2 separate regions of the Homo sapiens genome follow, and region 1 is linked to region 2. A link is a loop called in an ENCODE intact Hi-C map of the cell type or tissue named here. Cell type or tissue: B cell. All regions are shown on one strand. Each heading gives the region's core, and the rest is flanking DNA. Links, peaks and the distances in the headings are about the cores only. Region 1 overlaps SLC12A6 (solute carrier family 12 member 6). Region 2 overlaps SLC12A6 (solute carrier family 12 member 6).

What was found. Hi-C counts contacts between places; a loop is a spot of excess contacts. Peaks named below come from ENCODE experiments on the same cell type or tissue, not always from the same donor. Only the 100,000 strongest peaks of a DNase experiment are listed, where the experiment ranks them.
Region 1: a loop joins it to region 2, with 2.1 times the contacts of the local background. A loop is called at or near these places in 6 of 110 quality-filtered maps.

Annotation. Positions count from the first base shown.
Region 1 is chr15:34,295,012-34,311,770 of GRCh38, reverse strand. All of the region lies in intron 2 of SLC12A6 (solute carrier family 12 member 6), which reads left to right. Among named protein-coding and RNA genes, the nearest start is that of SLC12A6, 34 kb to the left of the region's middle. In B cell, for the core only: no CTCF peak of the experiment used is centred there; no DNase peak of the experiment used is centred there; H3K27ac peaks cover 1,686 bases.
Region 2 is chr15:34,245,823-34,259,531 of GRCh38, reverse strand. It overlaps SLC12A6 (solute carrier family 12 member 6), which reads left to right. Exons shown (of 26, transcript NM_001365088.1): 5 at 588-719; 6 at 1,744-1,890; 7 at 3,249-3,303; 8 at 4,140-4,270; 9 at 4,943-5,184; 10 at 7,148-7,362; 11 at 8,475-8,633; 12 at 8,803-8,901; 13 at 9,177-9,234; 14 at 13,665-13,709. Among named protein-coding and RNA genes, the nearest start is that of EMC4, 28 kb to the right of the region's middle. RefSeq lists a silencer at 1,818-2,018. In B cell, for the core only: no CTCF peak of the experiment used is centred there; no DNase peak of the experiment used is centred there.

The DNA.
Region 1 (16,759 bases), core at 3,296-11,295, 49 kb before region 2:
GATAAGAGATGAGGGAGAGAGGTAGATTGAGGCCATTTATGGAAGTGTTATTAATTTCATCCTTTCTCCACTCTGTGGGATAGTGGGTGGTTATTGCCTTTTTAGTGATAATCTGAGGCTGGTGAATAAGTGACTTGCCTCAGGCCACATGGTGAGTAGCAGAGCCAATGTTCAACTTATAAATTCTTTGTGCTCTCCACTATACCATGATGCCAAATCCTAGCTTTTTACTAATAAGAAGAGATTACTTTATATCTTAATGTGCCTGAGCCACAGATTTTGATGTGAGCATTATCGAAACTGTGATTTTTAAAAATAGGACCAATATAACAAAGTTTTACTGATTATTGCATTTACTTAATCAGATATGAATTTCCATTCATTCATTTATTTAAATATTTATTTCCACTGCTTCACTTGGCTAGCCTAAAAATATATGTATTAAAAAATAAAAATAAATATTATGGTTAGTATTTTTGTGAAATAATTGTTCGAGATTTTCTCCCCTGCTCCTCAAATCTTATATTGCCTATGGATTAGGCAGATTTGAATTGATAAACTTGCCTTCACTGGACACAGATTGCCATTTAGAAGATTTTCTCTCCTTTAAAATAAGGTTCTAAGGAAATTTTTAGAAATGGACCTATAGCACAATAGAGAGAGGAACCTGTACTGGTATTGAAGAGCATCTCCAAACAGTAACTCACAAGTAATACAAATGGTAGGAGAGCAAACTATGAGACAAATTTCTATTAAATGAGGTTTAAATTTTATTGAGAATCCACAGGATGTTAGACTATTAACTAAATAATTGTTACCCATGAAAGCTTATGTTCTAAAAAAGGTGATTTGGCTGGGCTTGGTGGCTCATACCTGTAATGCCAGCACTGTGGGTGGCCAAGGTGGGCAGATCACTTGAGCCCAGGAGTTCAACACCAGCCTGGACACGGGACACACACACACACACACACACACACACACACACACACACACACACACACTTGAGCCCAGGAGTTCAACACCAGCCTGGACACGGGGACACACACACACACACACACACACTCTTGAGCCCAGGAGTTCAACACCAGCCTGGACACGGGGACACACACACACACACACACACACACACACACACACACACTTGAGCCCAGGAGTTCAACACCAGCCTGGACACGGGGACACACACACACACACACACATACACACACACACACACACACACAGTTGAGCCCAGGAGTTCAACACTAGCCTGGCCACGGGGACACACACATACATACACACACACACACACACACTTGAGCCCAGGAGTTCAACACCAGCCTGGACACGGGGACACACACACACACACACACACACTTGAGCCCAGGAGTTCAACACCAGCCTGGACACAGGGACACACACACACACTTGAGCCCAGGAGTTCAACACCAGCCTGGACACGGGGACACACACACACACACACACACACACTTGAGCCCAGGAGTTCAACACCAGCCTGGACACGGGGACACACACACACACACACTTGAGCCCAGGAGTTCAACACTAGCCTGGACACAGGGACACACACACACACACACACACACACACACACACTAGCTGGGCGTGGTGTTGTGTGCCTGTAGTCCCAGCTACTCGGAAGGCTGAGGTGGGAGGATTGCTTGAACCCAGGAGGTGGAGGCTGCAGTAATCCGTTATCATGCCACTGCACTCTATCCTGGGCAACAAAGTGAGAAAGTGAGACCCTGTCTCAAAAAAAAAAAAAGATTATCTCTTTTTATTCACTAACATTAAAATAGATTGAAATAGACAACTAAAGAGCTTCTCTGTGTCAATAAAAATCTTTTCTATAGTGATTGAAAAGCCTTTTATTTTCTAGTCCTTTTAACAATTCATGGGAGGCTTTTACCAGCCTAACTAACGGAAATTTAGATCTGCACGCTTTAAAATCTCAGGATCAAAGCTTTATCCTTTTTTTAAGTTGGCTCTGTGAGGCATGTTTTCCTGCCTCCTTCCCCAACCCGCAGTATCCAGCCATTGTCAGAAAGACTAATACCTCTCTGAAATATCTTCCCAATTCTGTTTACTATATCTAAGACCTTAATATAAGAATACAAATTTGATTCCTTTCAGATTTTTACATTTTAAAACTTTGTTTAGATTGTGACCCTTCTTTCTCATATTACAATCTCAGACACTTTGATTTCTTATTTGAGCACTGTTATCATCGGCTTTTTAGAATCTCTCACTTCCAAAATTTTTCTAGCTTAGTATACCAACCTTCTGTCAACTGTCTGCTACTTTTGCCCCACAAGAGATACACCAGATTTCAACTGATTTAATTCTATAAAGATAAAAATTGCTATAAAATATGCATATTGCTTAATTTTTAAATTCTATAGTCAAAGCAATATTTAGGAATATAAAAATATATTAAGTGTAATTTTAGTGTATTATAAAATATTCAAAAGATTTTTAAATTTCGGGCTGAATTTAGACATATGGCATAGGTTAACAAATTGATTATAAGCTGGTAAATTTAAAGAATCGAGAATTTCTTGCTTTGGCCAGGCTGAAAGAGGAAACAATTTTACCCAGAAAATGTCATCAACATTTCAGTAAAAATACCAACTACCATTGTTGAGCATGGTGAGTAGCAGAGCCAGTGTTCAAACCAGGCACTGGTTTGTGGCTTATTTAATCCTCACAACAATCAGGACAGGTAACCATTATCACCATGTTAAAAATGAGGAAAGTGAGGTGCCAAAAAATTAGGAAGATTATTTAAGTGACAGATTTGGAATTCAAAATAAGGGCTGTGTAGCTCTAAAGCCATTATTTTTCGCCACACCACGCTGTTTCTACTTTAAACATATATGTAATTATTTGTGTTTTCTGAACTAGGCTGCTCTGTTTTTTCAGTAGTTACTAGTTCTTCTTAAGCTCTATTATCTTCATGGATTTAACAAAATTAATTGAAAGTTAACTGCTTCTTCTACCGTTTTGTTTTGGATTGCTTTTTTATTTCGCATAGAGTATTTACAAATGTAGAATATTCTTTCAAATGGCACTAAAAATTGAGAAATCTGAACTTGACTTAATCCAACAATCTGGTTTGTTTTTTTTTTTTTTTTTTTTTTGTCAGGTGGACAGTGTCTGGCTTCCTTGCTCAGGCTGAAGTGCAGTGGAGTGGTCTCGGCTCACTGCAACCTCCGCCTCCCAGGTTCAGGCAATTCTCCTGTCTCAGACTCCAGAGTAGCTGGGATTACAGACATGCACCACCATGCCCGGCTAATTTTCATATTCTTAGTAGAGACAGGGTTTCACCATGTTGGCCAGGCTGGTCTTAAACTCCTGACCTCAAGTGATCCACCCACCTCAGTCTCCCAAAGTGCTGGGATTACAGGCATGAGCCACCGTGCCCAACCCTTAATCCAACAGTCTTTAGTAGCTCTCCACTCCTCACATTTCTAGGAAGATGCAATTATCAGCGAGATAGAAATAAGAGACTTAACAATTCGCAGGAGACTTGTACCAGTCTAACTAATGGAAATTTAGATCTGCATGCTTAAAGACTAAGGGTTAGTGATGGAAAAAAATGGGCATATGGAGCAAGTGAAATAATTGAATTTTAATATCACTGAAGGTAGGTAAGATATTTTTAATATATTAAGAAAAATTATATTTCATTTTCATGGAAATGAAGCTGAGTAAAAACTAAATTCTTTCTAGAGAAAAATACTAATATAGGTAGAATATAGACATGGCAAAGATTAAATATGGTACATAAATAACAAATGATTTTAATAAATTCTAAAGCCTCATATGGTAAATTAGATCTCATTTATTTTCCTGTATTCTTTCCATCAACATGTAACCTTTTGTGACAGAAGATTCTGATGGTTATATTAGAAACAGTGAACCTATAGTAAAAGCCCTAAAAGTTGTCTCCATCTTCCCCTTACTTCATTGCCTTCGTTCATATTTTTTTCTTCATCTCAACTTTCTTCTCTTCTGCTGTTTCCTGCCTACAGTAAAAAAAATTACATATACCCACATTCAGTTTCATTACTTCAAGACCAAGTTCATACTTATTTCCTCCAAGATGACTTTCCTAATCTTCTACTCCAACTTTGATTATATCATTAATTGGTATTAATGGGTGGACATGGTGACTCATGCCTATAATCCCAACACTTTGAGAGATGGAGGCTGTAGACCAGGAGTTTGAGACCAGCCTGAGAACATAGTGAGACCTCATCTTCAATTTTAAAAATAAAAGAAAAATGTAAAAAACAAAGAAAAATAATTGGTATTTATCAGCAGTCAAATATTCTTGCAGTAACACTGTAATTATATTTTATCTCTTCACCTGTATTGAGGGTGAGACATAGTGTTTTAATATTTTTCTGAAAATTACATATTTTATTTTTTATTGTGGAAATTTCAAATTCGGAAAAGTTTAGTGAACTTCCTGTTCATGTCTGTTACCTGTAGGTATTCTTCTTTATTTTTTAGATATGCTTTATATTTAGGGATGTCAATCCCTTTGGGAAATAAATTCCAAATGTTTTTCCCCATCGGTATTTTTTTATCGAGGTGCAGTTGACATAAAGTTAACTGTACATCTTTAAGGTGTATATTTTGTTGATGAATTTTGACATTTATATGCCCATGAAATAATTATAATGAAGATAGTGAACATTTTCGTCACCCCCAGAAGTTTCTTTGTGCCCTTTATGCCCCACTCACCTAATTCCTTGGTCCCTAGGCAACCACTGTTCTCTTTTTCTGTCACCAAATTAGTTTGCATTTCCTAGAATTTTATATAAATGTAATCATACAGTATGTACTCCTTTTGGTCTGACTGCTTTTATATAACAATTATTTTCAGAGTCCATCTAATCAGTTTCCTTTAATTTTGACTTCCATTAAGATCTTCCTTATTTCTTAAATTTTTTCTTCAGAACTTAATACTTAGGGCAGTAGTTGAAAACAATGCAGTCCACAGATGTTTGGACTTTACAGTGGCACTTTAAATTTTTGACTTACATGCCAAGATTTTAATGCTTTTAGGATTAGTCTGTAAACAGGACTGACTTTTCAGAGTGAGTTCTGGGAAGGTGGCTACTTGAATATCTCACTATCCCTCCATTCCTGCTTCCAGCCTGTATCTGTCAATCTTGAGTGAAGTGGCTCCTGGATCTGATGAACAGTTGGTGCAATTGAGGCCATGGGCTGTGTGAGAACTCTGTCAGGGAGAGTTGGTACAGGACTTTTCCTCTAGACAAGAGCCTGGAAAATCTCAGGATAAGCATAAGAATGGCAAATCCAGGAAAGAACTTGGTTTGGTAGATATCCATGAATTCCTGGAGGGAAGGAGAAAAGGAAAGAGCCATGGGTCTGAGATCTTCCCATCCCTGTGGCTGGCATATGTAAGGAGACCTGAGAGCAGGGAGGCTTCCTCCTGGGCCTCCACAAGGGCTGGTGGCTTGCCTGCTGCAGCACTGCCTACCCACAGGGGTAGAGACTGCTTTGCCTTTCCATTTTCTTGAGACTGCTACCGCTTGTGGTCCTCCAACAACTAAATCTCATCCCCCATGAGGTGACAAAGATAAACAACCCATCTGGGGAAGCCAGGCAACCTGAAAGAGAAAAACCACTTAGAATAAACAATATATTGAGTTAGCTAAATAGAAATGCTGGAGGAGGCTGGGCACGGTGGCTCACGCCTGTAATCCCAGCACTTTGGTAGGCCGAGGCGGGCGGATCACGAGGTCAGGAGATCGAGACCATCCTGGCTAACATGGGGAAACCCCATCTCTACTAAAAAAAGATACAAAAAATTAGCCGGGCGCGGTGGTGGGCGCCTGTAGTCCCAGTTACTCAGGAGGTTGAAGCAGGAGAATCACTTGAACCCAGGAGGCAGAGGTTGCAGTGAGCCGAGATCGCGCCACTCCCTTTAGCCTGGGTGACAGAGCGAGACTCCATCTTTAAAAAAAAAAAAAAAATGCTGGAGGAGAGAGAAACTTGAACATGAAAATAATAATGGGCCACATTTAAGACTTTATGGAACAAAAAATGTGATTTTTCCACCTAAATAATTATTATCACCTGACTCCATTTATCCTCACACACTTATTTTTTTTAAAACTATCTCTGCTAGAGTGTAAGCACCAGGAGAACAGGAACTTTTTTGTCTTGTATTCACTGCTAATCTGTTGTCAACTCTAATACCTAGAACACTGTCTTACACATAGTAGGCGCCCGAAACATAATTATTGAATAAAGGAATGAATGAGTATGAACAATTATTGACCTGGAAGATCAAGTAAAATAAATATTTCAAAGCATGGAGCCAAAAAAAAAATACAAAAAAAAAAAACTTTTAAAAAAGAGACCTATTGGATCGATTCAGGACACCTAACATGGCTAATACAAGTTCCAGAAGAAGAAAAAGGAACAAATGGAGAAGGAATAATTAAACAACATAAAATTATTTCCTGAGCTAAAGACTTCAGTGTGCAGAATGAAGTTCTGGGGGAGATCAGTGATGAAAAACACATACATAGGGATATCCTTGTAAAATTTTTGAGCTCCAAGGATTCACCTTGGAGGCTTCCAGATAGAACAGGTTGCACCTATCAAGTAACAGACTGGAATCAGAATTCTAATTCACAACACTGGAAACTAGGAGATGGTAGAAGAGTATTTACAGATTGGGGATTTCACAATCCCAAATCCCTATTTCCCTTGAAGATATTTCTCCCCTATGAGGGGAAACATGTTACAACTATACAAAAATTTCAAGGATATAATACCCACTTAACTCCTCTGAGAAAATTCAAGAAGGGGTTTTAGCCAAATAACAAGTGACCTAGAACAGAGATCACATGATGAAAGGGATAGAAATAATGGAAAATGACAGACTCTTTGGGAATGTATTATGTAAATGCTAAGTAAGGTTTTTAACCAAAGGATGCATAGTTCAGAGAACAATAATATTTACAATGTGATAAGTAAGTCAGGGCAGAACCTCAAAACTGTGGGAACAAAAGGAAGTAACAGCTTTCCAATTAAGGTGAGGAGAGGAAAAAGCACCAATATGTACATGAAAAGATGCTCAACATCATTAGTTATTAAAGAAATACACATCAAAACCAAAATGAGGTACAGTTTTTTCACACTCACTGGGATGGCTATAAACAAAAAGACAGATATCAAGTGTTGGAAAGGATGTGAAGTATTGAAACTCTCATCTGCTACTAGTGACAATGTAAAATAGTACAACTACTTTGGAAAACAATTTGACAGTTTCTTAAAAAGTTAAACATAGAATTACCATATGTCCCAGTAATTAAGTGTATTTCCACACAAAAACTTGTACAGGAATGTTTATAGCAGCATTATAAATAATAGCTAATAAAGAAGTAACAGCCCAAATGTCCTCCAGCTGACAAATGAATAGATAAAATGTGATATAGCCATATAATGGAATATTATTTGGCAATAAAAACAAAGTACTGATTCCTGCTATAACATGTGTGAAGCTTGAAAATGCAAGTTAAGGAATCTAGTTGCAAAAAACCCCAAACACATACTGTATGATTCCATTCGTAGGAAATGTCCAGAATAGGTAAATTTATAGAGGCAGAAGTTAGATTAATGGTCGTTTAGTCTGGATAGGGTTGGGGAGAGTGAGATGGGGATTAGCCTGCTGATGGGTAGAGGGTTTCTTTTAGTGGGGAGACAAAAATGTAAAATTAGATTGTGGTGACAGCTACACAACAGTGTGACTATATTAAGAAACACTGAACACTTTGAGTGAATTATATGGTGTTGTCTTAGTATGTTTCATGCTGCTATAACAATACCACAGACTGGGTAATTTATAATGAATTGAAATTTATTGACTCGTGGTTCTGGAGGCTGGAAAGTCCAAGACCAAGGTGCCAGCATCTGCTGAGGGCCTTCTTGCTGCATCTTCCCATGGCAGAGGGCAGAGAGGGTAAGAGGGAGTGAGAGAGAAGGGGACCAAACTCCCTATTTTGTTACAAACTCTCTTGATAATGACATTAATCCATTGTTGAGGGTGGCTTAATTACCTAATGGCCTAATTACCTCTAATTAGTCCCCCACCTCCCAGTGATGTTGCATTGGGGATTAAGTTTCCAACAGATGCTTTTGGGAGGATATATTCAAACCATGGCAGGTCTGTAGTTTATGTTTCAAAATGTATTTTTTTTAAAGAGGAACTAGTGTTGATAATACACAGCAGCTTGCATGAATCTGCAAGGCATTAGGCTCAATGAAAAAAAGGCAGTCTCAAAAGTTTATATATGATTCCATTTATATTTTCTAAATTATTGAAGATCATGACACATTTACTATTCAAAGTATACACACTAAAAACAATGTTTTTAAAAAATTCCAGAATACAGTATATATAATAATAGTTTCTAGTTTAATGTCTGGGTTTAAAACTTTAGGAAATGTTATGTTCAGCCTACATTAAGCAGTTAACCTTTGACTGTAACATGAAATCAATATAGGCTCTTAAAATATTGGAAATGTTCACAGTAGTCTCTTAGTCCCCCTAATTCCCCTTTTAACTCCTTAGTTCCTAATTTGTTGTTTAGGCCAATTTTCTCCCCTTCTTGTTAAGAAGATAGTCTCTTATGGTCATGTTTATTTTTCCAAAACCATCTTTAAAATGAAAATGTGAAATATGTTTCCACAGTGCATGAAAAATAATTTGGATCATCCACAAGACCAAAGAATGACATAATCTTTTTTTTTTTTTTTTTTTTTTTGAGACAGGGTCTCCCTTCTCCCGTCTGTCACCCAGGCTGAAGTGCAGTGTCATGATTATGGCTCATTGCAGCCTCAGCCTCCTGGGCTCAAGCAATCCTCTCACCTCAGCCTCCCAAGTAGCTGGGACTATAGACATCCACTACTACGCCAGGCTAATTTTTAATTTTTTTGTAGAGACAAATCTCCCTGTGTTGCCCAGGCTGGTCTTGAACTCCTAGGCCCAAGCAATCATCCCACCTCCACCTCCGGAAGTGCCAAGATTATAGGCATGAGCCACTGTGTCACCCAGGCTGGAGTGCAGTGGCACAATCTCAGCTTACTGCAACCTCCGCCTCCTGGGTTCAAGCAATTCTTTTACCTCAGCCTCCCGAGTAGCTGGGATTACAGGCTCCCGCCACCACACCTGGCTAATTTTTGTATTTTTGTAGAAATGGGGTTTCACCATGTTGGACAGGCTGGTCTCAAACTCCTGACCTCAAGTGATCCACCCGCCTCGGCCTCCCAAAGTGTCAGGATTGCAGGCATGAGCCACCACACCTGGCTAGCCCATAATCTTCTTTATACATAATTTTCTTCAGTAATATTTGCAACAGCCTCAAGATCCATCCTCCTTTGTTATTTCTTAGTAAGTTTTTTTTCTTCTTTTTTAACTGTGTAGGTACAGTCCTCTTGTATCATTTATACTTTTCTTGACTGACCAGTTTGTGGATTTGGCCCAATAAACTCTCTTTATATTATACTTTGGCCTTTATTAAATCTACTGTCTGGTATTACTCTCACCATCTTCTCAGTGTTATAGGCTGAGAAGAAAATTACAACCATAGGTTGTATAAGTTATAGGCTGTGAATTAGAAGTATAACTATCTTCATCACTGCTGAGTTCTTCAACTTCTAGTGGATTTATCTCCACATATTTGGAAGAATTTCAACACAACTTAATCTAATGTATTCAGAACACAGTTTACCTCATTTGCATTTTCTTTATACAAATCTGAGCTCAAACAAAAAGTGGTCTTAACATTTCTCTTGCTTGGGACACTCCACTAAATAGCACTGGTTTGCTTAAGAGCCTCTGTTAATCTAATACTTATTCTTAGCATATGTACTGGATTTTGAAGGACATTGTTGATGAGTACCCAGTATTAGTGGCAGATCTGCAGGCTGGTCTCGAACTCCTGACCTCAGGTGATCCGCCCACCTTGGCCTCCCAAAGCACTGGGATTACAGGCGTGAGCCACCACGCCCAGCCTTGTCTGGCTGTCTTTTCTTTAAAATAAGTCAGATGGATCAAAGAGACGATTGCTAAGTAAATTCACATACAATTTCTTCAGGATTCATGTGTTGTGTGTTCTGCTCCATAGGCATGTTTGGCCCTACATTTTCACTACTTTCTACCTTAATTACCATTTTCTTCCTTCTAGTATCTAGACTTGTTGGGAAAAATTGGAATGACAGCATTACAGTCATAGTGTCAATAATTTTTTTCCCTCTGTTTCCTTCTCTAGCATTCTGAGCCCTTGGTCTCAGGTGCTTTCTCTTTCCATTGGCTTTTAGGAAAGTTCATCCTTCTGTCTTCAGCTCTTATGTTTTGATGAGGACTTTGTTTCTTTGTTTCCATCATCAGCCTTTATTAAAACTAATCCTGAATTTTGGTCTCTTGGTATTTGTCTTTGAAATCACTTCAACATGAGTCAGTTAACAAACATGTTGAGGCCGGGCCTGGTGGCTCACACCTGTAATCCCTGACCTCACCTGAGGTCAGGAGTTCAAGACCAGCCTGACCGACATGGTGAAACCCTGTCTCTACTAAAAAAGACAAAATTAGCCAGGTGTGGTGGTGCATGCCTCTAATCCCAGCTATTCAGGAGGCTGAGACAGGAGAATCGCTTGAACCTGGGAGGCGGAGGTTGCAGTGAGCCGAGATCGCGCCATTGCACTCCAGCCTGGACAACAAGAGTGAAACTCCTTCTCAAAAAAACAAAAATGTTGAACATTTTATAAATGTTACATGAAGCTCTGTCTGTATTACATGAAGTTGTAATTGTCACAGCAACGTTAAAACAAAATTCTTGTCTCAAAATGCTTATAATGGGCAGATAGGACCCCTGCCCCTCATGCCCCCAAACCTGCTCCTCTCATTCTTTTTTTTTTTTTTTTTTTTTTGAGACGGAGTCACTCTGTCTCCCAGGCCAGAGTGCAGTGGTGCGTCTCAGCTCACTCACTGCAATGTCTGTCTCCCAGGTTCAGGCAGTCCTCGTGCCTCAGCCTCCCAAGTAGCTGGGACTACAGGCACACACCACCATGACTGGCTAATTAAAAACTTTTGGGTGTGTGTGGAGACAGAGTCTTCTATGTTTTCCAGCCTGGTCTGGGCTCAAGTGATCCTCTTGCCTCAGCCTCCCAAAGTGCTGGGATTACAGACATGAGCCACTGTGCCTAGCCACCTCCTTTCATTCTTAATCCTGGCAGCTGTGTTATGGCTAGGGGTAGGGGAGTAGGGGAATCTCACAGCCATGAAAACTGATACCACCATAAATTCATCATTTCCAACAATGTTGTACTGTCGACACTATTTAGACATTCTGTGTGATTCTAGTTAGCTTCCCTTCTCAATCCTTACAGAGTTAAAATGCTTAAGACCTCAATCCTCCATTCTCATATAGCTAAACCTTCTACTTCACAGAGTAAACTGTATTTCTTTATTTCTAATATTCTTCTTCATAAGTTCTTACCAGCATCTGTGTTGACACCTATCCTTTACCACCTTCCTTGTTGTCGTTCAATATTGATCCATACACCTGTGCTCTAGAACCTTTCTTGCTTCCTAACTCTTGTGATTTCTAATTTTTTTATTGACTCCTTCCCCCTTGATATATTACAATATTCAATCTCTCTGTCACTCTTTCCTTTTCTTTCTCGCCGATTTTTGCTCATTTAGTCTTCCAAATAATTCTCAAATTTGTCCCGTTCTCTCCATCTTCACTGCTACTATCCTAGTCCATTGTTATTTTTTGTCTAACCTCCTAAAGCCATCCATTACAGTAATTACCAGAGGAATTTTTCTCATATGTAAATCTCATCCTATTACTCCCTCATTTAAAACCCCCTAATGTCTCCCCATGCTGACAAAGTCTGTACTGCTTAGCAGGTACATGTACCTACACGATCTAGAACATCCCAGCTTAATAGCTTCCTTGTTTATTACTCTTTTGTACATACTGCACACCAGATATAATGAATGTTCTTGAATGTCTCTGTTGCTTTAACACATTTATTCCATCCTCTTGGAGTGTTCTTCAGTTACCTAGCAAACAATCTTCATGTTAAGACTGAGCTCAAATACCACTTCTTCCTTAATGGTCCCTGTGATCACTCCAGGAAATGTAATGTAATGTACACGCTACCATACTCTATGTCTACACCTCCAATATAGTACTTTAGTCACCCACTGCAATCACTTGTCTTACCCGTATGTGCTGTAAGCCCCTTAGGGGTAGCTGCTGTGCTCTATTCATCTTTATGCATCTCCAGTGCCTAGCACATAATCTGACATTTATAGATGCTTAGTAAATATTTGTTGAATTAATATGTTGATTAATTAAAAGATAATACAAGGCAGCTTATACCCAACAGTTGAGAAAAGGTTAAACTAAAATATAAAGGGGCTTAAATGCCAAGCTGAAGTTTTTCGAGTTCACCCTATAAGCCAATGGGTCCAAATAAGTAAACCACAATCTATTTATAAATGTCTACACCAGTAGCCTCCGCTACCACCATCATCCCCACCATCATCCCCCAGCCTGAGATTTCAAAGTAGGAACAAAGGTAGAGCTTACAAAGGCAGCCCTTCCCCTTTGCTTTGAGGGACTCAGATTAGTACCCCACACATGATGTAGATTACAAATAAACAAGTGAAAATGATCTTCACAAAATGTTTGGGGTCTCCTGGCAGTGTCACTTGGAAAGCTTTCAAAGTATTTATTTTGTTGTTTAAGCAATGATGCAAACTGATAAAGGCAGAATTTTAGGATTATTAGTATGGAGGAAAATGTAGGATTGTTTGAAGATGGGAGAATTGGTGGCAATTGGTCTAAGCTGAAAAGGATGAGAATCTAAATGATGGCAGTGCAATGGAATAGATTGGTGTGGAAGCATACTGAAGCCACATTTAACTGGATTTGATGACTAAATATTGAGACTGAGGGAGGAAGGGGGAAGAATCAGGTTGGAAGTACATGTGCTCACTGCTTCTGTGTACCCACTTTCTCTGTGAATGACAGGATTCTTTTCTTCTTTTTTATGTTAGGTATATTAAATCCTGCTATTTTATCTCTGGAATGTCTCTCCTCCATTTCCCCCCACCCATTTTTCTACTTTTTCATGAACTAATCATCCTTCAAGATTTAGCTCAGTTATCCCCTTGACAACATCTCTTACCATTGCTTTATTTTTATTTTATTTATTTATTTATTTATTTATTTTGAGACAGAGTCTCACTCTGTCGCCTAGGCTGGAGTGCAGAGGCACCATCTCAGCTCACTGCAACCTCCGCCTCCCGGGTTCAAGCAGTTCTCCTGCCTCTGCCTCCCGAGTAGCCAGGATTGCAGATGCCCACCACCATGCCTAGCTAATTTTTGTATTTTTAGTAGAAACGGGGTTTCACCATCTTGGCCAGGCTGGTCTCAAACTCCTGACCTTGTGATCCACCTGCCTCGGCCTCCCAAAGTGCTGGGATTACAGGTGTGAGCGGCCTATTTTTGTTCTTTCCTTCTTGAGTCCCACAGTATTTGTACTTAAACTGTAATAATTTTATTGTTTCATAATTGTGTATTTTTCCCCTCTGAACTTCTTGAGAGCAAATGGTCACTGTTTTTGATATCCATAGTGCCTAGCATGTACCTGACATATAGTAGGCATTCAGAGTCTTGGTTGAATTAATATTAATAACTACTACTGCTGTCCTAGACAGTTAGCCTTAGAGATGTTTGCACATGGACAGACCGCCGTGGTCTATTAATGAGTCTGCCTGCCTGTCTCTAATATATCTAGCATTTATTTCTTTTTGCATTTTTGTACTCATGTTTCCTTGCCTAAAATACTGCTTTCATTTTTAGACTTCTACATAGAGAATTTCAGTTGTTTTCCATCTCCTTTAGACTCCTCTATTTGCCTTCCAAGATTTTCCTAATATGACCCAATCTTCCCAAGCAAATCTTTCCAGACATGTGCTGTATTTATTCCTCCTCTGTGATTTTGAGCCCTCCATGATTTTTAAGGTTTTCAAAAATCCTCCTTCAAGTTCACACTGCCTTGATCAATGTTGCACGTCTCCCTGTGGACCCTCACACTGCTTCCTGCTAGTGAGATGATCCAAGACCACAGCTGAGGCCTGGCTTTGCCATGGTTCCATTGGCTTTATTGGCTACACCACCTTGGGCAAATCATTTCAGCTTTCTCTGAGCTAGTTTCTTTATGAATATAGGAATAATTCTTCTTCACATGGTTGCTGTGCAGTTTTTATGTGATGATAGTAGGAAATTTTCCCTAAATTCAGTCTTTTAGAGACTACCTTTGTAATCTTTCTATTTTTATGGATCATCTTTGTGTTTATTTAATTTTTTTCTTAAATTGAGTCACTGCTTTTATGGTTTCCTTTTAAAAAGGAACGTTGTCACTAAATGAAATACCAGCATGCTTGCCATAAATAGAGTATAAATTAAAAATAGATACAATAAAGCAGCTAATCTTGTTAGATACTGTTGCCAAGCTTAGGCTCTGACTAAGCCTGTTAAAAAAGAGATTAGCAACATTTGAAGAGATTTTAAAGATATTCTAGCACAAACATTTTTAAAAATGATATTTGGCAAAGTGCTTCCAACTTTCAGTTAGCTGGGTTAATGGCAGGATGAGGGGAGAAGGTAGAATCAGTTAAAACTTATCAAGATGTTTAGTAGAAAATGAACTTAATAAACATTTGTAGTTAAATTTTCAAAAATTTGATTCTTATGGAGTTATCAGAAGTATACAAATAACACAAGTAAAACAGTTTGGTTACTAAAATTTTTTTTCAAATATCAAAGTAGAAGCATATCTACTTTTCTATGTGGATGTTCTTTATCTCTTCTTAATTTCTCTACCTTCAGTCCTGACTCTCTGTTGGATTCCATAACCACATGAGCTTTCCTTTACCTTCTCTGTGTTCTGCCATGCTCTTGGCAAAAAGGGATGGGGCAGTCTTACCTGGGTCGGCAATGTTTGTGAACTCTGCTGCATTAGCAACGCATCGATATGGCCATCTGTGGTCACTGTGTAGTTCCATGCACCAGATACCTACTCTGACTATTTGTAATTATTTCATACATGCCTTGTTGTGATCTTGTGCCTTAGATAATTATCTTCCCTGGATAATTAAAAGTTATGTATATTACCATTATTCATTCTTGTACCTAAATTTTAGGAACAACCAGTATGATATAGTAGACAAATCAGAATCCAAGTTCAAGCGAGTCTTTTTTGAAATTTACACTCAGTTTGCCTTGGATGAACCATTGAGCCTAATCTTGCTTTAGCTTTTTAATATTTCCTATCTGTATCACAGGGTTATCATGAGAACCAAAAGAAATATGTGAAAATATTTTAAAAACTGTAAAATGTTACTATGTGTAAGTTACTATTATTACCATCATTCTTTCTTAGTTTCTTAAGTTGAAGTTGACTTTTCAACTAGATTATGAGCTGCTTAATGTCAGGAAATATCTTATGCTCACTCTTGTTCCCCACAGCATCCAACACAGCTTTAGGCATGTTTAAAACTTATGGAATTAAATTATCATTGTTTATTTGAATTGGAATCATTAATAAAATTGTACTGGGAAATGTAGTACAGACAGTCCTTAACAATTACTATTATAAATAATTGTATCACAACATTCCAAACTGTGTGTTTGTTTGTTTTTGAGATGAAGTTTCGCTCTTGTCACCCAGGCTGGAGTACAATGGCGTGATCTCAGCTCATTGCAACCTCCTTCTCCTGGGTTCAAGCAATTCTCCTGCCTCAGCCTCCCGAGTAGCTGGGCTTACACGCATGTGCCACCATGCCTGGCTAATTTTTTGTATTTTTAGTAGAGATAGGGTTTCTCTATGTTGGTCAGGCTAGTCTTGAACTCCCAACTTCAGGTGATCCGCCTACCTTGGCCTCCCAAAGTGCTGGGATTACAGGTGTGAGCCACCGCACCCAGCCTCCAAACTGTATGTTAATGTGTATTTTGTCCACACTATAAATGTATCAAATTTTTTGATACAAGAATAGTGACTCAAACTATTATTATCACATGACTGTATCGTTATAAATCAATGTGTATATCAGTGCTAAGAATTCAACCACATTACTTTGATATTTTCCACAGTACTATTGTACTACAAAATGTTTAGAATTCCAAGAAATATGCCCAGCTACCTAAATTCTAATTTGTCGCCATGACTCTTTTTAGCATATAATTGTTATTATGTCTGTTGAGGATCATTCTGTGGCTTATCTCAATTTTCTGTGATATAGTATTATTCCTATTGCATAGATGGTAAATTAAAGCTAAGAAGTATTGACTCATTTTCCCAAGGTTACACTAATAACATGTGGTAGAGCTAGTATCTCACCTGAGCTTTACCTGCTTCCCAGTTCTGTGTTATCTTTTCACTCTGCCTCATGTCTGCGCTCTGGGATAGTTGCACAGCTGTCATAGTGGGCTCTGTCTTCAGCATCATCCTGGAGGTTCCCTTTGCCTTTCCTGTAAAATGGAACAATCATGATAGTACTTACAGCATAGGATGAGATTGCTGTAAATGAGATAATACAGGTAAAACGTTTAGGTGTCTATCACATACATACCCTAATAAGTGCTAACTGTTGATAATTCTTTCTATTGTTGTTATGTCTACTAGGAGACTT
Region 2 (13,709 bases), core at 508-8,507:
ACTACAGGCATGTGTCACCACACCTGGCTGATTTTTAAATTTTTTGCAGAGACAGGGTCTCACTCTGTTGCCCAGGCTGGTCTTGAGTGCCTGGGCTCAAGCGATCCTTCTGCCTTGCCCTCCCATAGCATTGGGTTAGCAGGTGTGAGCCACCATGCCCAACTCAATGTACCAATTTTTTTTTTTTTTTTGAGATGGAGTCTCCCTCTGTTGCCCAGGCTGGAGCGCAGTGGCGCGATCTCGGCTCACTGCAACTTCTGCCTCCTGGGTTCAAGCTGATTCTCCCGCCTCAGCCTCCCGTGTAGCTGGGATTACAGGCACGTGCCACCACACCCAGCTTATTTTTGTATTTTTAGTAGAGACGGGGTTTCACCATCTTGGCCAGGCTGGTCTCAAACTCCCAGCCTCAGGTGATCCAGCCACCTTGGCCTCCCAAAGTGCTGGGATTACAGGTGTGAGCCACTGCACCCGGCCTACCTGTGAAATATTTTTTCATTTAATTTGAAGTTTTCTGGTAGCAAGATTATTTTGATACTTATGTTCAGTGTTCTTTGTAGCTCATTTCTTCCATGTCACTGGCTTTATAGGAAGAAATGGACACCAGACCGAAGGTGTCTTCCCTCCTCAACCGCATGGCCAATTACACTAATCTGACTCAAGGAGCAAAGGAACATGAAGAGGCAGAAAACATCACTGAAGGGAAAAAGAAGCCCACCAAGGTGAGGCCTCAGAATAACAAGGAATACATAGAAAGAGCCCTGTATATAAGAAAGAAGGAAATACCTAAGGCACCATTCTGTGTTCAGCAGCTATTTATTAAATGCTTGAGAGGTGCCTGGAACTGTTCTGGGCACCAGCGTCATAGCACAAAGAAAACATATGATGCAGTCTAAATTCTGATGTGGGGATACAGTCCTTAAGCTGTTTTAACTGCCAAAGTATATAACATATTAAGTGTTGATAAATTCCCGAGCAAAAAATTAAGCAGAGTAGAGAGACTGAAATTGGCAAGGGATCCAGAGTGGAGGGCGTTGCTACTTACATAGGTTGGACAGGGAAAGCCTTTCTGACAAGGTGATATTTGAGGAGAGATCTAGCTGATGGGAGGGAGTGAGCTATGTGGGAAAAGAGCATTCAGGGAGAGGGAATAGCTTTTCAAGAGAAGAGTGTCCATACCCATCTGCTGATGCCATCTGTCTGTTGTGAAGTTGTTGGGTTTTTTAAACACCAAACATCAGTTTGTCTCAAAATGAAAATATAAGACATTCAGTTTACCATTCTGGTTGTTCAGCCCTTTCAAAAAGGGATAAAACGGCCCTCAGATCTTCATTTTGCCATCTAATTTATTTACTAACTACTGTGAAGAATTTATGCCAAATTCTGAAGAAATTCCATCAAGTCCTTATTGTTTTTAAATGAAAAAAGCCAACAGCTTTGAAAAACAAAATTTTAAATTGTTGTGGGTGCACATAAAAGTTTATTTGTGGCCAAATGCCTATGTATAATAAACACATGCAGGAACCTTTGTAAAGTTAAAATATATAGCTTTAGGAATAATAAAAGTATGGTGATAAACACTTGAAAGATGGAGATTTTATATGTGCCCTTTTGAAGGTATTGATTAAACTTATGATTTCTGCTTGGAGGTTAATATGGTAGTTAGGGAGCAAGTTATTACATAAAAGAATAAAAACCTCTCTTTAGGATAACTGTGTGATTTTTTATCAATGTCTTTCTTTCTAGACCCCCCAAATGGGTACCTTCATGGGTGTCTACCTCCCATGTCTACAAAATATTTTTGGAGTGATCCTTTTTTTACGCCTTACATGGGTGGTGGGCACAGCTGGAGTTCTTCAGGCTTTTGCAATTGTCCTTATCTGCTGCTGCTGTGTAAGTACTGCACTGGCTCCTAGAGATCACCTGAACGTTGCAAGTTCTCAAGAGCAGATGCACATGACCTCTTTGGGAATAAAACAAAGAATACTTAGGGAAGGACTCATGATCTCAACAGAAGAAATTATTCTGATATTAAAATCTAAAGGATTTTCAGTTATTCAGTGCCTGTTAGTCACTGCTTGCTATCTATTATATGATGTACTAGAAATTACAAAGCAAGACTTCAACTGAAAATGGAAGATAAAGTTCCTGTCTTCAGAGAATTCAGAATCCAAACTATTTGAGCTTGATAGCACCAAAGTTGTGACAGAAAATGTGTTAGAAAATGTGATGTATCACTCCAGTATATATTGAGAAACAAGACAGGTTATTGCGGATGTGAGGGGTATTTGGTTTTTTTATTTGGTTTTGAAGTTTCTTCCCTTATCCCTTCCTTAGAAATTTAGATGTTCTTTCCAGGTCTTCTCTCTACTGAGAACATTTTTATCTTCCTTTAATTTAAACTTCTCATTATGTATCCCAGACACACCTATGAATTTTATAGTTTTCTACTGTCCTTTTTTATCACTATGACCTTTATACCCTACCTGTATATTATCCCCAGCTGATGAGCAAAACAGGTTAAGCAGGCACAGTTCATATTTTTAATAACTTAAAATGTTCATGGTACCACCTTTTTTTAGTCTCAGGCTTAAAACCTCAAGGCTGTGTTTGGCTTCTTAATTGCTTTTCACATCTAATCAGCTACCAACGCTAATCTATTCTCTGAAATCTTTTACACTCAGCCCTTTTTATTCACACTACCACCACTATAGTTTTTACCTCTCACTGAACTACTATGGTAGCCTGCTAACCAATCACTCGGCCTCCAGCTACTCCTATCTGCAGCGCATTCTATACTGTGCTACCGGGTAATATTTTTAAAATGCGGTTCCTGTGTGCTCAGAAGCCTTCAGTGATTCCCTTTCTTACTGAACATTGTTCTTGATATTGTATTTAGTCTTTAGTCAGGTTCTAACCTATTTTCTGAGTTATTTCTCTAGTTCTTCCTTTTGAGTATACTATGCTCTATTTCCTGTGTAACTAGGAAATCCAGAGTGAGATTAGCAGTTCTTAATAGCACCTGACCTACTGATGTGGGAGCATTTTGACAGAATCCTCCAGATATTAGTGGTATGACTAGCGCAATGAATTGGACCATATCATCTTATTTCCATACCATTAGGTATGACTGTCCATAAAAGTAGGTAGAGTTAAATGTTTGCCAAGTGCTCTTGGAACACAAATGGAGAAGTAGTATAGAAATGTCATCTTTACACAGTAACAATCCTCTCCTTTCCTTTTCTCTGCAGACAATGTTGACTGCTATCTCCATGAGTGCCATTGCCACTAATGGAGTGGTGCCAGGTTAGTAGGTCAAGGTTGTATTTCAGGATTTATCAGTGTTGACTCTGTGTTTATGCTATAAAGCTAGAGGTGCAAACTTCTGAAGAATAGAATACTATTTGGTCTGTTCTGTGCTACAACAGAGTAATGGTCTATAGGACGTAGACATAATACTACTTGACTTTAAGATGCCGTCTTTAAAATCTCTTTATTTTTTAAACTAGAATGCATTAATTTCAGTCACATTCTTAGCTTTTATTAGTTGGAATATATATTTTTTTATAGACAGAGTCTCACTCTGTCACCCAGGCTGGAGTGCAGTGACACGATCATAGCTCACACAGCCTCCAACTCCTAGGCTCAAGCTGCTTTCCCACTTCAGCCTCCTGAGTAGCTGGAACTAGAGGTGTACACCACTATGCCTGGCTATTTTTTTTTTTTTACAGAGGTGACATTTTACTATGTTACCCAGTTTGGTCTCAAACTCCTGGCCTCAAGCAATCCTCTCGCCTCATCCTCCCAAAGTGCTACCATTAGAGGCGTGAACCTCCACACCCAGCCAGAATATATTTTATTGGGCTGTCTCATGTCATAGTAAATATTCTCTAATTTTTTTCTAAGTAAATGCTGGCAAACTATTGCTTCATATGGCTCATTACATTAGTTGTGCAGTATATCCCACAATAACACTTTCACCTTTTACTTCCCACTAGCACATCTTTTTATCACATTGAGGGTTTGCAGAAGCCTGAAACATTTAACCTTTATGTATATATTTTTTCTTATTTCTGTTTTATTCATATTCCTCTTGCTAATACACACTCTTTCTTCTATTCACCTTCTGTTTTGTCTTTTAGCTGGGGGCTCATACTTTATGATTTCCCGGGCACTGGGCCCAGAGTTTGGTGGGGCTGTTGGCCTCTGCTTTTATCTTGGTACCACATTTGCAGCAGCCATGTACATCCTTGGTGCCATTGAAATCTTTCTGGTAAGTAATGACTTCATTGTGGTCTATAATATAGAAGAAATATTGATTTAGGTTTATTCTTTGCTATGAAAGCTTCTGAGAGATCAGCTGTGGGAATAAATCAGGTGATTGACTGCCAACGTCAGTTGGCCTCTTACATGAATATGAGGTGGAAAGGTTGAAATTCTGTTTGCCTGCCTGTCCCTTCCTTTCTACCTGATTGCCACCACTCTGCCACCTCATCCAAGAGGTTCAAGTCCAATGGGGAAAAAGTAAAATAAAGTTTATCTTTTTTGATATCTTCATCCCTATGAAATAAAATGCTTCTCATATCTCTCTTCACTGAGACATATTGTTTACTATTTAAAGTAGTGATAGTAGAGTCAGGGTTAAAGATCATCATTATAATTACTTTATATAACCCTATGAATAAAATTAATAATTTGTTCCTTTCCTTTCTTTCCATTTGGAAATGTAGTTATTCAGAACAGCATGTAGACCAAAAAAAAAAAAAAAATCCATGACATCCCATTTCTGAAGGCATTTCAGATCCTATTAGAAACTAGGCTAATTCCCCAGTCATTTTCTCTCTCAGCTTTGCTTTCTTTTGTGAAAGTAAATGCAAACGAATACAGCCTTTTTACTTAATTATTTTGAAATAACCTAATTTTCTCCTTTATTTTTACCTAACAGGTCTATATCGTCCCCCGAGCTGCCATCTTTCACAGTGATGACGCACTCAAGGAATCAGCAGCCATGCTAAATAACATGCGTGTCTACGGCACAGCTTTCTTGGTCCTTATGGTATTAGTGGTATTTATCGGCGTACGCTATGTGAACAAGTTTGCCTCACTTTTCCTGGCCTGTGTCATTGTGTCCATCTTGGCCATCTATGCTGGAGCCATCAAGTCTTCTTTTGCTCCTCCACACTTCCCGTACGTGTCTGTCTCTCTGCCTAGCCATCCTTATTGGGTAGTAATTGAAAATATCTGGTGGTGTGATAATTTTAAGTCAGAATTTCATAGAGTCTCTCTGAGATTTTCCCTCTCAGATAAGCCCAGTTAGACTTCCTTCCTCATCTAGGCAGGAAGCCTACCAGCAAACTATGTCCCGTTCATCCTCTTTCTTATGTCCTAAGCATAGAACTAGTAGCTGTAACCATCATTTAGGTTCAGATATTAGATTTTTTTCTCCCTGATAATTGTACATAATCTTTTTTTATTATACACATTTTGAACTATTCATAAAGGGCTTTGCAGACAGTGTAGTTATTGCCAGCAACCTTTATAAGGCCCACCTTGGCCTCCCGACGTGCTGGGATTACAGGCGTGAGCCACTGCGCCCAGCCTAGGTCAGGGCTTTTATCCATTACCCAAATAATGTACTTTGTACCCATTAAGTACTCTCTCATCATTCACCACCTCCTTCAACTCCCTAGTGCGAATACTTTAAAGTATGTTTTTTGAAGTAGTAATGGATTTGTGCACATCTGTGACTCACAGGCTCACTTTTCCCTTTGACTAGTGGCATAGGGACTAGCTGGCACTCAGTGTTATTTGTAGTCTTGTTACAGAATTATCTTGAAGAGTCATCTGGATTATCTGAGGATCAAACTCATCGGTTCTATGTTGATTTAACCAGATTACAGAAAAAAAGATTTTTCAAGACAAAAAGACAGTTCCAGTAGGTTTAATGACTTACCTCAAAGTTAATTAATGGCAGAGCAAGAAGATGAACTGTGATTTCCTGACTCCCCATTCAGTATTTCTTCTATGCTATGCTGCATGATGGCAGAAGTAGATTCCATCTTAAACTTTTAATCTGCTTATCTAGGGACTGTAATACAGCTGAAGGTCCTTTTTAGGGGCATAAAATTTCTAAAGGTGACATTCTGGTTATATCTCAATTTGGGAAATTCCATTTTGTCTCAGGTTCACCTTTGGGGCTTCTCCTCTTTTTTGATTAGTACACGGTCATAATGCATGGTATTTTCTTTGAGATATTCCAGCAAAACAAGACAAAAAATCTAGAATAATACATGAAACAAGACTGGGAAATGTTGAGAGTTGTTGAAGCTGAGTAATAGGTACATGGTTCATAATAATGTATTCAATCATTTTGCAAATTTTAGAAGTCCCTTTGTTGGACCTGAGAGGTATTTTAACTATGGATGTATTATTCCTTTGTTTATATTTGTGTCTCTGGGTTAAAGAAAAAAGTAAAACCAGCAGGTTAATATTTATGTTATCCTTACCGTCACTCCCACTGAGTCTAGGCTTAAATTCAAAAACAGTTTTCTCTTAGGCCATAGAGGGATCTGCCTTTTAATTCTGACCAAGCTGTTTTCCTTGCAACAGTAGCCAGAAGATTCAACCTTTAGCATAACATTTTCAAGGTGTTTGTTATGAATGTTAGGCTTTTCTAGGCCAAAAAAAGAGGAGTGCTTTTTACTTTATAAGAACAACAAAAGGACTTCAGTATTCTTTTAGACCTAACAATTTTAGCCAAAAATTTTGGAAGATGAGTCAGCATAATGTCTTCAGACAGTTCTTCAATTTGACTTCCTTCACTGCCACCACCTATGACCTTGGACAGATAACTGTATTTCCCTAACCTTCAATTAACTCCCTGTCTTCCTAAACTTCAGTGCCTCCATCCACAACATAGAAATTCTAATACATTGTGAGGTTGCTGTAAGTATTAAATTGGCAGAAAATGTAAGTCACCATTCACAGTGTTAAAATAAATTATAAATAAATAAACATTAGTTCCTTTCCCACCCATAACAGTAGAAGCTCTTAAAGATGGGGTTCTTGTTTCCTTTACTAACCTGTTTCCTTTTTTTTTAATGTACTTTTTTTCCTTACTTGATCTTTCTCCCTATTTCTTTTCACTTAGGGTCTGCATGCTGGGTAACCGCACCCTTTCATCAAGACACATTGACGTTTGCTCTAAGACCAAGGAAATTAACAACATGACAGTCCCATCAAAGTTATGGGGATTCTTCTGTAACTCGAGTCAATTTTTCAATGCCACCTGTGATGAATACTTTGTTCACAATAACGTCACTTCAATCCAGGGCATTCCTGGATTGGCTAGTGGTATAATTACAGGTAAGTTAGGGAGTTATTGGACAAGTTTTTTCCTATTTTCTGGGGAAAATAGGCCTTGTCATCTTAGATTCCTCTACTGTCCATAAAGATTCACTGCCATGGTGCTAATTCCCTTCTTAAGCACACCACACAGCTCTTAATTCACCATATTTCTGCTTTTCCATTAGTAAAGCTGTCCTTATTCAGTACTCCTTTACAGAGTGATGTCTGCTAAAATTCACCTCCATTTCAGAGCAGAGTTGAGCAAATCACTTTCTAACCTTACGGTAAAATATTCCGTGTATTCTTGTAAAATTGCCAATGTTCTTCCTGCACTGACAGAATAGACCTGTTTTAATGTCCACATCCACATGTATCTTCCTAACTTAGCTAAATTCCTGAAACATTCCTTAAGTGTCTTCTATTATAAATGTTTGGTCTATAAATTTCTTTGCACATAAGTAAGTTTACATTAAGGTGTTAGAAACAGCACTGATGACAAATAATAATGGGATTTGTGGGGCATTTAGTTTTAGTCTGTTTAACTTTTACTAATTTGCATTAGTAAAGTTAAACTATATTTGCATGTACCAAATCATTTTGTCAAATTATATTTAAATTAGATAAGAAAGAACATTATGTTTAGCTGGGCGCCGTGGGTTATGCCTGTAATCCTAGCACTTTGGGAGGCCTAGGTGGGAGGATCATGAGGTCAGGAGATCGAGACCATCCTGGCTAACATGGTGAAACCTCGTCTCTACTAAAAATATAAAAAATTAGCTGGGCGTGGTGGCAGGCGCCTGTAGTCCCAGCTACTCAGGATGCTGAGGCAGGAGAATGGCGTGAACCTGGGAGGCAGAGCTTGCAGTGAGCCAAGATTGTGCCACTGCACTCCAGCCTGGTGACAGAGTAAAACTCTGTCTCAAAAAACAAACAAACAAAAAAAAAACTATGTTTTTATTTATGTGTGTTTTATTGTGCAATGTGTGTGTATACATGTGCTCATGTAGAAGCAAACACACCTTTAGAAACTGTATAAATGAGGAGCCTGATTTTGAATGTTTGGGTAGAAAATTAATTATCTTTTTTTTTTCATACTGCTGCTGCTTAAATTCCCATTTTTCCCACTGCAGAGAATCTTTGGAGTAATTACCTACCCAAGGGAGAGATCATCGAAAAGCCTTCAGCCAAATCTTCTGATGTCTTAGGCAGCTTAAACCATGAATATGTTCTTGTTGACATCACCACCTCCTTCACGCTTCTGGTGGGAATCTTCTTTCCCTCTGTTACAGGTAAACACATAGGCTGTTGTATATTTTAGAAGCTGTCAGACCCACGGAGTGATTTTTCTCAGGAGGCAGAATTCTCAGGGTTCCTAGATTTGCTTCTACTCTTTGCTATCAGTATCAATATCAAAGTGTCCAAGAAGTTAACTTGGTTTTTTCCCCCTTATCTCTAAAGGTATCATGGCTGGATCAAACAGATCTGGAGATCTGAAAGATGCTCAGAAGTCTATTCCGATTGGTACTATCCTTGCCATCCTGACCACCTCCTTTGTTTGTATCCTTTTTATGGATCCAGTCTGAGTCTTAGTCATAGGAGCATCCAGTAGAACTAGATGATCAGTATTTTTATCCTGGTAACAAAGATACCTGCTTTCTATCACTTCACTTCTTGCCAGATTATCTGCCTACCTCATATAGAAAATTCAAAAAAGAATTTATAGGAGTATTTAGCAGCTCATTTTACTGACAGAAGAAAGTGTCTACTGAGTGTCTACTTTCTATCTCATGTTAGAGGGTAAACAACAGTTTCCTTGACTCTCAATATGGTAGATTTAAGCAATGTTGTCCTTTTTGGTGCATGTATTGAAGGGGTTGTTCTCAGAGACAAGTGAGTAATGAATTTCTTTGTAACAATTATGTGTGTGTCTGCCATGACTTCTGATCATTCCACATAGCTCCAAGACAGTTACAGACTCAACACAGCCAGGCACCGTGGCTCATGCCTGTAATCCCGGCACTTTGGGAGGCCAAGGCAGGTGGATTGCATGAGCTCAGGAGTTCAAGACCAGCCTGTGCAACATGGCAAAACCCTGTCTCTACAAAAAGCACAAAAATTAGCCAGGTGTGGTGGTGTGCACCTACAGTCCTGGCTACTTGGGGGACTGAGGTGGGAGGATCACTTAAGCCTGGGAAGTCAAAGCTGTAGTGAGCCATGATTGTGCCACCGTACTCCAGCCTGGGTGACAAAGTGAGACCCTTTCTCAAAAAAATAACCCAACCTGAGTTATCAATCATGACTAACAATAAGAAAATATATGAATGTAGTTCCCAAAGGGGCCAGTATTTTCAGTGAATATATGAGACAGTTAAATACAGTCCTTCAAAAAAGCAGTGAATGTGTCTGAATAATGAGGACTTCCCTGTCCATCAAGAACTGTTCAGAAACGAGACCAAAAGTCAAGAAGGGCAAGTAAATAAAATTTCAAGTGTCTCTAGCATCTCCTTTATGAGAGATAAGTATCTAATTGTGTTTGGCATTCTAAATAAAAGCCTGAAACTTACTTTCTTCATATTCTGTTCTTTTCTCTTCTCTTCTTTTCTTTTCTACTTATTTATTTAGAGACAAGGTCTTGCTCTGTTGCCCAGACTACAGTGCAGTGGTGCAGTGACAGCTCCCTACAGCCTCAACCTCCTGGGCTCAAGTAATCCTCCCGCCTCAGCTTCCCAAGTAGCTGGGACCACAGGTGCATACCACCACACCCAGCTAGTAGTTTTTTTTAATTTTTTTTGTAAAGATGGGGCCTTACTATGTTGTCCAGGATGGTCTGAAGCTCCTGGGATCAAGCAATCCTCCCACCTTAGCCTCTCAAAGTGCTAGGCTTATAGGCATGAACCAACACACCCAGCCCTTTCCGCTATTATTTTATTAAAATTTCCCATACTACACAGATGTATCCTCTATTCTTTATCCACATCACTCACTTTGTACAGACCTTCAGGATTTTTGCCTATGTTATTGTAATAATCTCCCTTTTAGTTCTAGCCTCTAATCCTTCTTCCACACTGCCACCAGAATGACTTTTCTAAAACACAAAATTTGAACATACAAACCTCCCTGCTTCAGAGCCTGCCAAAGCCTGTTAAAATCCATCACTGTAATCTGGCCCTCTCTACCTCTTTTTACTGTTATCTCCTGCCATTCCCTCATAAGCTCCCTAACTTAGAGTTTAATATGTCTTATTATGTCTCCACGTATAAACACATTTGTCTGTGTTATTTCCTTTGCTTAGAATAGGTTACTCCCACCTGGCCAACTCATATTCATCCTCTTAGAGACTAGGCTAAGGGTCTTCTCTCCTGTAAAGCTTTCCCATACTCACCCAAACAGAGGTAAACACTCCACCTTGTGTTCAGCAACTCCATTTGAATATACTATATTATAGCATTTATGATGCTATATTGCAGCTACTTGTTTTCATATTACTCTCCCCTACACGTTGAGCTCTTTGAGGACTCGAAGCCTAACAGATGCAATATAAATATTGTTGACAAAAATAAAAAGCACAATATATATATGTATATAACACAGTATATGTGTGTGTGTGTGTGTGTGTGTGGGTGGGGGTGTATATATGTATGTATATAGTATAGTATATTACTATACCATTGTAGTAGGAAATTCATGGAGCTTTGGTAAGTTACACCATGATATAAAAATTATTATTGAGAGTGTAAATTAGAGTATCATTTTGGAAAATTATTGGTTATTATCTCCTAAAGTTGAACATGTGCTTACCTATGACTCAGCATTTCCACTTCTAGGTATATCTAACAGAAATGCTTGCACATGTGCATCAAGACTAATTCACAAGAATTTTCACAGTAGTGTTATTCTTATTTATTTATTTATTTATTTTTGCCTGCTTCATTTTCTCTTCATAAGTATTCTTAATAGCCAAAACCTGGAAATAATCCAAATGTCCATCGCTAGTAGAATGATTAAATTATATATTCATGTAATAGGAAGCCATACAGCAAAGTAAGTCATAGCAATATACACCTCCCCCCAAAAAAATTCACAAGCAATGCTAAGTGAAGAAAACCAAACACAAAAGTATGTACTGTGTATCATTTATATAAAGTTTTAAAACGGTAAAACTCTATAGTATTCAAAGTCAGAGGGCTGGGTATGGTGGCTCATGCCTGTAATCCCAGCACTTTGGGAGGCTGAGGCTAGAAGATTGTTTGAGGTCAGGAGTTCCCAGACCAGCCTAGGCAACATAGCAAGACTTTGTCACTACAGAAAGTAAAAAATTAGCTGGGCATGGTGGCGTATGCCTGTAGTGCTAGCTACTGGGAAGGCTGAGGCAGAAAGATCACTTGAACCCAGGAGGTTGAGGCTACAGTCAGTCATGATCACAGCATTACAGTCCAGCCTGGGTGACAAAGCAAGACCCTGTCTCAAAAAAAAAAAAAAGTCAGGATAGTGGAGAGGAAGAAAGGACTAATGAGTGGGGATGGGCATAAGAGAGAATTTTGGGTACTGGCAGTGTTCTGTTTCTTGACCTGCATGGTAGTAGGTCAACACCTACAGCATGGGTGTTGGATTTGTAGAAATCTTCAGATGTGCATTTGTTGTTTTTTTGCACATTACTTTTTTTTTTTCCCCTAGATGGAGTCTCGCTCTGTCGCCCAGGCTGGAGTGCAGTGGCGCAGTCTCGGCTCACTGCAACCTCTGCCTCCCGGGTTCACGCCATTCTCCTGCCTCAGCCTCCCGAGTAGCTGGGACTACAGGCGCCCGCCACCACGCCCAGCTAATTTTTTGTATTTTTAGTAGAGATGGGGTTTCACTGTGTTAGCCAGGATGGTCTCGATCTCCTGACCTCGTGATCCACCCGCCTCGGCCTCCCAAAGTGCTGGGATTACAGCCGTGAGCCACCGCACCCAGCCTTGCACACTACTTTTTGTGTGTGATACTTAATAAAAATTGTTAAAACGAGTAATTAAACTGATGCTATGTTTCACCCATCAAATTAGAAGTGACCTTAATTTTTTTTAATACAGAAGACTGGTGTGGAGTGTGCATGTGCCACAAGACTTGAATCTTCTTATATTTCCAGTGGGAGTAAAATTTAGTACAAACTTTCTGGACAGCAGTTTAGTAGTGATTTTGAAATGTTTTAAGATATTGATCCCTTTGGTTAGTTATTCCCTCTTAAGAATCTGCCATAACTTAGCTGGGCACAATGGCTCATGCCTGTAATTCCAGCATACTGGGAGGCCAAGAGGGGAAGATCACACGAGCCCAGGAGTTCATGACAAGCCTGGGCAACAAGGCGAGATCCTGTCTCTACAGAAACTTTTGTAAAAGATTAGTCAGACATGGTAGCACACACTTGTGGTCCCAGCCACGTGGGAGGATGAGGCAGGAGCATCGCCTGAGCCAGAGAGGTCAAGGCTGCAATGAGCTGAGATAGCGTCACTGTACTCCAGCCTTGGCAACAGAGTGAGACCTGTCTCAAAAAAAAAACAAAACCTGCCTTAAGGAAAAAAACCTGAACTGTGAATGTAGATATGTGCATAAAGATGTTAATTATAATATTTTATATAATAGAAAGTCAACACTAGAAGAATGGATAAGAAATTGTGATGCAATATTATTCAAATCACTACAAATTTTTATTCATAGCTTTTTATGACATAGAAAAATGCTTACATTTCAAGAATACAGAATTATAGTGCAGTGAGATCGCGATTTTTCTAAAAAGCAGATATTTTGATACCCTGAAGGGGAAAGTTACAACTGAAGCTTAGCTTATTTTCTAGCCCCATATGTATTTTTTTCCTAATATAGGTCAATAGTGCCGTTTGATCAAATCTGGCTATCTTATATTTCGTAATATTATTTGTCTCACTTTTGATTCTCTAAAACTTAGAAAAAAAAAACTGGGTGGGCTGGACGCAGTGGTTCACGCCTGTAATCCCAGCACTTTTGGAGGCTGAGGCAGGTGAATCACTTGAGGCCAAGAGTTCGAGACCAGCCTGGGCAACATGGTGAAACCCCATCTTTACTCAAAATACAAAAATTAGCCAGGTGTGTTGGTGCACACCTGTGATCTCAGATGCTCAGGAAGCCGAGGCAAGAGAATTGCTTGAACTTGGGGGGCGGAGTTTGGAGTGAGCCAAGATCACACCACTGCACTCTAGCCTGGGTGACAGAGTGAGATTCTGTCTCAAAAAAAAATTGGGTGAATATCTCTAGTCTTTCAGTCTAAAGTTATTTCCAGATTAAATTTCCCACTCCTATTTCTTTCCCAGGTTCGGTGATGCTGTGAAAGGTAATTTGGTGGTAGGCACCTTATC